Regions from separate parts of the Homo sapiens genome. Here region 1 is linked to region 2. Evidence: chromatin contacts called from ENCODE Hi-C or POLR2A ChIA-PET data. All regions are on one chromosome and are shown on one strand. The core of a region is the stretch at or near the end of the contact, and the rest is flanking DNA. Distances in the headings are between cores, read along the strand shown.

Region 1 (3,562 bases), core at 928-3,427, 170 kb before region 2:
TTGTCCCCAGGGTATGTGTTCTTAATCAACATTATGAAGGGTGTGGGCTCGCCAGAAAGAGTCCCTGACTCTCCACTTTTCAATAGTGGATATTGGTTCTACAACTGGTTCCGAGTCTATCAGTGGTGCCCAGGAGAAAGAGAGCAATACGATTTGACTCTCCAGCCCAGGGATCTGAGGAAGAAAGGAGAGACATCAGGTGCCTGAAGGCATTCCTGTTTCTCCAGGGCCTGGGATCCTCTAGGTGAGCAATTTGGAAAGGGCATAGCAGGGACGGCTTGCCTTTTCTCCATGAAGTCCACGGCCCCAGGTGGGAAAACCAGGAGCCTGGGGCTGGAATCATGCAAAGGTTCATTTACTCATATGTCTGGCACCTGGGCTGGAAGGACCCAACCACAAGGACTTCTGACAGGAATGTCTGTGCAGGGCTTTTCCATGTGGCCTGAGCTGCCTGCCAGCATGGTGGCTGCTGGGTAGTTGGATTTCTTATGTGATGGCTTAAGGTTCCAAAAGCAAGTGTCCCAGCAAGCAAGGTAGAGGCTATATCACCTTTTCTGACCTAATCTTGCAAGTTCTACAGCATCACTTCCGTGGCTTTCTATTGCTTAGAAATGCATTCCTAAGACCAGCCCAGACCCAATGGGAGGGGATAGAGACCATAACCTCTGGATGGGAAGAGTATCAACAAATTTACAGACAAGAATTGAGGTTGCCATATCATCCCTGTTGTGCAGCTGTCGGGATGATTTTGTCTCTAGGTCTGGCTCTTTATCCAGGTCAGCATGACCTGGGCAGGCAAGGTGGGGAAAGGAGAGTTATGATAGGGGCAGAAATGTGTTACCAATATATTATTTGACCTTGGGAGTCAATAACTATGTCGTTCAGCATTGAATGCCCAGTGCTGAGCACAGTGGCTGGCACATGCAGGAACCTGATAGGTGTTTGTTGGGTGGATGAGGGAATGAGAGAGATGCAGCATGCAACAGGCAGCTTTACTGACCACCTGTGTATGTTGTCCATGAAACCCTATTCTTTTTTTTCCAGTCAGCTTTGAATCTGACTCATCATTGCACTTAATCCTGCAGCAGTCTGCAGCAGACTTCACATTCCATAGGATCTTCTAAATGATTCCATCTACCAAATCAGATTTAATAAGGCTGGCAAAATGTGGTGCTGTGTGGGGTCAATGGGGTGCCACTGTGGCCTTTTGTGGTTTCTTTCTCTTTAAGGGTGGCCACAGCCTGATAAGGCATTTATAGCATTGATGTCCATTCTAGGTCCCTGCTCAAGGGACACAAAGCCATGACCTGGAAAGTTCTGGACATTTTGGGAAGAGTTTTCAATAAGCTTCATTGGAGATTTGGCACCCACTTTAATGAGCTCCAGAAGACCTTTGAGATGATCTTAGAATTGGCCATTATGTCAGTTGGGAGCATGTGGTCTCAGTGAGTTCTCTTTGAAAATTTGCTATTTGACTCTAGCTTTGATTAAGGACTTTAGAAAACAGGAGTTCAGGAACTGAGCACCTCGAGGCTAATTTAGAGTATAACAGTTTGGGAGATCTTGAAACTCAGCCTGAGAAAACCCCAGGGGAAAACATGATGGCCGTCCTTATTTCACCAAAGGAAAGATAATGGCTCTGGTAGGACATGGCTGCCCTATTCTAAAGCATCCTCCACAGAACTGTGGCCAGTCTAGATTAATTTTGTAAGAAAAAAAGGCCAATAGCAGCTGGATCATAAGATTTGGAGAGATTTCATCTTGCTCTGGACCATTCAAAACATCCCCACCCCCTTTGCTGTTTCCCATTGCTCCTACCTCTGCATTCAAGCATCTGTAACAGGAAATAAGTGAAAGGATTTGGCTGGTCATGTAGTAGAACTTACTATGTATCACATGAGCCCTGCGCACTGGGAACACTGGGCTTGTAATTAGATTCAGTAACAAGCTTACTGTCACTTTTCTGTGGAAATGTTTGAGTGAGAAAGCAGCAGGTCCAAAGTGCTGAGGGTTCTTGTATTTAGTCCATGCAGTAACAGCTAAAATAGCCCCCACCCCCAGGTGGAGTGAGTCTCAGGAACCTCCCTGGATGGGCCTGGATGGATGAACTCAGTGTTCCTGTCAGCTCCCAGAGGGCCCCTTGGGCTGAGAGCACCGCACATGTGGTGTTGTGAACGGGCTGGCAGCCACTCGCGCTGCACTCCTAATGGCACCCTGTTTGCCACAGCCCTAGCCAGAAGCTGTGTCACAGCTTCCCCCTGACCTCCTTCCTTCCAGACCTCATACACAGTCATGCAGAGGGCCCCTCAAAGTCAGTTCCACTGACCTTTTGAAAGGTTTTCAAGATTGCTGTCATATGGGGAAAAACATGCAAACTTCAAGCTTGGTTCTCCAGGACACCCTCTTAGAAATGACTCACGCCCTTGTGCAGAGAGGACCTTATTTCTCCAGTTCCTCCTGGTCTGACCTCCTCATTCTAGTGAGCCACTAACAGCAGGGCTCAGTGCACTCTGTGGCCATGAGAAACAGGAAAACAGAAATAAATGGGCTTCTCATTTTTGGGTGAAACCCTGGGTTCTTGCAGTTTCCCCTGAAATAGATCCAGGTCACATGCTCAGTGTTGTCATGAAACTGAAATCAGAGGTAGGGAAAGTCCAGATGTTTGTTCTCCACCAGAGAAAAAAAAGGGCGGTTCTCTTTACCTCATTTTCTAAATAATCTTCCTAAAAACAACAAACAAAAAAGTGACATTTGATGGGAAGGCATGTCTTATAATGAGCACAATTCTCCTCACTGGTCTTGAAGCCCAAGGCTATAAACAGAGTCATGGCTAGGGAGCTACAGAATATTAGCTCATGTGGGAAAAGGAAGGGAGCTGTTGGCTAGAACTTTGCTTCATGTGGGGAAAGCATAAAAATATTGTGGGCAGACTTCAGCTTTGTGTCCCCTGGTAAGTTTGACTCATTAGAACAAAACAAGACAAAAAAAACAAAAAACAAAAAACAAAACTCAGTGCTTTGTTTCTCTGGAGGTCTTGGTGACTTTGCAACCAAAACAAAAACAACCCTAGCTGGAGGCAAGCTGCCCAGCCCTGGGGGTGGCCTCCCACCCCGATAAAGCAGGGGACTTTTCATGCCAGACCAGACAGCTGAGATTTCTGTTGGCCGTACATGCAGACACATCATTCACTTCCTTCCCTGAGTTTACAGAAGAGCACTCATTGATGAGGCCACTTTGGAGCAGCTAAGAGTGTGAATCTGAATTTATCCCAGTTTCACCATATCAACAGGACAAGGTCACAAGCCGGATATTAATGGAGTGTGGAGGAAAGGAAACCACCAATGCCTGTGTATATGCACACGTGTGTGCGTGTCTGTCTGTGTGTATGTAGTGAAAACTGTAGAAAATCAGCAGTTTATTGTTGCGTTCACATATGACTTTCTGAGCAAGTTAGAATCATTTGTTTCTGGGTCCTCCGTGTTTTTTTTTGTTTGTTTTTGTTTCTCCAGGCTGAAATCTGATACCCGTAAATCTGTCACCTAAATCTTTAACTTCAAACAGT
Region 2 (3,390 bases), core at 707-3,206:
GCTAAAAAAAAAAGGCCAAATTTCAGCCTGAAAGGGCCCACAGTATGCCCAATAAAGAGAAAATGCTGACATCTATTAATACATCTACTATGGTGAAAATACAAAAGGCCAAGAAGGTGGGAGAATAAGTCTTAAAAGCTTCCAGAAAGGTGGTGGGAGAGGAATGAGAAGGGGCTTGGCACTTCTCACTAACAAGCCAGGAGGCTGGAAGGTAGAAATGGGATCTCAGAACAAGTGGCCACAATCTATGTGAATGCCAAACAAAGAACACAGAGACTGTAACCGGCGGCCAGGCAGAGGCCTCATTTGGACATGACAACAGTTCTGCTCATCAGAGCCTAGGCATGTCCACAAGTCCGAGGCTCTGAGAAGGGCTCCTGAGCACATCCCAGAGGCCAAGCTCTCACCAACCAACCTGGTCTCCTTTCCCCGGCCTGACTCACCTGGCCTGTCCTCACCTGCACAGGTCCGTACCGGGGTCCCCCCATCTGCCATCCAGGACTCTTCACCTGGTCCCAACCTGAAGATCACATCTGGCTTCGCAACTAGATACCCTGTTCGGGGGAAATGACATAGGACTTCGTTATTAATGCTGAGGAATTCCAGAACCTAGGCCCACCCCTGCAGGCTGAAGGTGATGGCCCCATGCACACAGCTATCTGCCCCTCAGTACAGAACATTCACATAGCAAGCAAGGGCACCAATATGCTCTCCAGTGTCCAAAGGAGACTACGAATACTACACAGTGGGCAGTAACCCAAACTCACTGAGGGTGGTAACCCACACTCATTGTTCCTAGGCCCCAGAGCTTGGAGCAGCTGAGAAAGAAACACAGTACTGGAGGCATTCTGCATCACCCTGTGGCACGGTCCCTCACCCACGGACACCAGGTGGCTGTAGTTCTCAAGCATGACATCCCTGTAGAGGTTCTTCTGGGCAGAGTCCAGTTGCTGCCACTCCTCCAGGGTGAAGTCCACAAACACGTCCTTGAAGGTCAATGATTCCTGTAATGGCACATTCCTCTTTAGCACCCCAGGACCAGCCTGGGGCACTGGGACATGGCATCTCACGCACACGGAGGGCTTACTCTGTGCCCTCTAGGAGAAACTTGACAGATGAAGAGCGTGAGGTGCACAGAGCCTAAGTAACTAACCCAGGTCACACAGCCAGGAATGAGGGGAGTCGAATCCACACGGTCTGGTTCCCACACCCACAATGGCCTTTCTTTCTTTTTTTTTTTTTGAGACCGAGTCTTGCTCTGTCGCCCAGGCTGGAGTGCAGTGGCATAATCTTGGCTCATTGCAACCTCTGCCTCCCGGGTTCAAGCGATTCTCCTGCCTCAGCCTCCCGAGTAGCTGGGACTACAGGAGCCCGCCACCACGCCCGGCTAATTTTTGTATTGTTAGTACAGACGGAGTTTCACCATATTGGCCAGGCTGGTCTCGAACTCCTGACCTTGTGATCTGCCCGCCTTAGCCTTCCAAAGTGCTGGGATTACAGGCGTGAGCCATCGCGCCCGGCCTGGCCTTTCTCATATAATTGTTCTTATGCCAGTCACTAGTCAGTTTGGCATAGTATATTACATAGAGTATCTATATGACTAAAATCATTTTGAACTTTATAGGAGAAACAGATAGGGTATGAGAAATATTTTACCCTGGAAATTCATTCATTCAACACATGTTTACTGAACAGAGGCCGGGCTGGTAAGTCCTGTGAAGTAAAGATTGATACAAAACCACACCTCTTGAACTCAAGGAGCTTCAGTTTAGTGGAGGGAGAAAAGTGACACTTAAGACACTCAAGACACTCATAGATGAAACAGAGGCAGGGAGGAAGCCTGCCTCACAGGGACAGTGACAGATGTAGGAAGGGGTCCGGGTGGTCCACAAAGGAGGAAGTCAATCCTGCCTGGGGCTGACAGAGCAGCCTTCACAGGGGACACAGAGCTACAACAAACAGTTCTAAACATAGCTAATCAATCATGAAACAAAGAACAGGAAGCCAGAGGTTTGTGGCCTGGGCAGCTGACTGAAGCAAAAGGGGAAAGGTCTGTGCTTGGCCTTGTCACCACCAAACAAGAACTCACTTCTACAAGCGCCCCAATTCCTTGCAAAGACTAATAACCCGCCTGTTTCTGCTCCAGATCCCATCCTGTCACGCCCACACTTGGTGGCCTTCAATTCAAGCCACTCGCTGCACCCATAAGGCCCAAATCAGCCACAGTGGCACCAGTTTACCCAGCTGTGCAGGAGAGGGGCAGGAAAGCCAGCGTGCCAGAGGGTGGGGACAGGCAGGCTTCTCCAGCAGGAGGGCTTCTCAGAGCAATCCAGGAGCTGTTAGCCCAATCTGCCCCTCCCTCGTGATAGCTCCGGTGCTGGGGAACAAAACCACACTGCTGAGTGCTAGGATGATGTTGCTTGGAAGCCCTAACCTGTTCCATAGACCAGTATCTCTTGTAATGGTCCCAGTGGCATGGCTTCGAGGATCCCAGCAAAAGATGGGCCCAGTTACTTATCACTGAGTGGCAATGTGCTCAGAAAACCCCAATCCATGGCTTCCTACCAGCCAGTCATAGTTTACTCAGTCCTCCAGTCCAGATGCAGTTTGTTTACCAATCCAGAGTCAATTTTATCTGGAGTAATGTCACCTGGTTTGATATTGTGAAATATATATTTGGTTTTTGTCCTGTCTCCTGGCAAGAAGCTCCTGCAACCCTTGGAATAGCCTCTGAAGTGATCAAAGTATCTTTTATATGCTAATGAGATGACTGTTAGCTGGCTGCCCCTAGGTAGCTTCTGGATGGAAGCTGGTCACCAGAAAACCAGACAGGATTAGAAGGTTGGGAATTTCATCTCCATCCTCAAAACTCCTGGGAGGGGAGAGGAGATGAAGGTTGAGTTGATCACCAAGGGCCAATGATGATCATGCCTCTGTGATGAAGCCTCCATAAAAACCCCACTGTGGCTGGGTGTGGTGGCTGGCTCCTGTGATCCCAGCACTAAGGGTGGCTGAGAAGGGAGGATCACTTGAGGCCAGGAGGTTGGGCCTGCAGTGAGCCAAGACTGCACCACTGTTCTCCAGCATGGGGGACAGAGCAAGACCTTGTTTCTCAAAAACAACAATAACGACAACAACCAAAGGGCTGGGTGGGTTCAGACAGCTTCCACACAGCTGAACACTTGGTGGTTCCCGGATGGTAGTGAGTCCAGAGAGGGCATGAAAGGTCCGTGGACCTTCCCACATCCCTTGCCCTATGCATCTCTTCCATCTGGCGGTTCATCTGTATCCTCTGTAATATCCACCCCCCTGCCCCCAGCTTTTTTTTTTTTTTGAGACTGAGTTTCGCTCTTGTTGCCCAGGCTGGAGTGCAATGATGTGGTCTTGGCT

Evidence for each region. Hi-C counts contacts between places; a loop is a spot of excess contacts on that map. ChIA-PET counts read pairs that join two places held with the same protein, here RNA polymerase II (POLR2A). Pooled maps may share reads with other maps.
Region 1: a pooled map shows a loop between it and region 2 (4-fold over the local background). The contact joins two enhancer-like sites. A Hi-C loop is called at or near these places in 2 of 37 single-sample maps with no recorded cell type and 4 of 50 pooled maps. POLR2A ChIA-PET finds 5 or more read pairs at or near these places in 1 of 52 experiments (activated T-cell).

What each region holds. Positions count from the first base shown.
Region 1 is chrX:46,627,831-46,631,392 of GRCh38, reverse strand. The region is part of intron 14 of SLC9A7 (solute carrier family 9 member A7); the gene reads left to right. Among named protein-coding and RNA genes, the nearest start is that of CHST7, 56 kb to the right of the region's middle. Within about 2 kb of position 2,177, at least 17 of the 41 ENCODE cell types and tissues checked have a DNase peak (open chromatin) inside an H3K27ac peak, as active enhancers do.
Region 2 is chrX:46,460,362-46,463,751 of GRCh38, reverse strand. It overlaps KRABD4 (KRAB domain containing 4), which reads right to left. Exons shown (of 6, transcript NM_001129898.2): 4 at 878-1,004; 5 at 444-554. Among named protein-coding and RNA genes, the nearest start is that of KRABD4, 15 kb to the right of the region's middle. Within about 2 kb of position 1,956, at least 2 of the 41 ENCODE cell types and tissues checked have a DNase peak (open chromatin) inside an H3K27ac peak, as active enhancers do.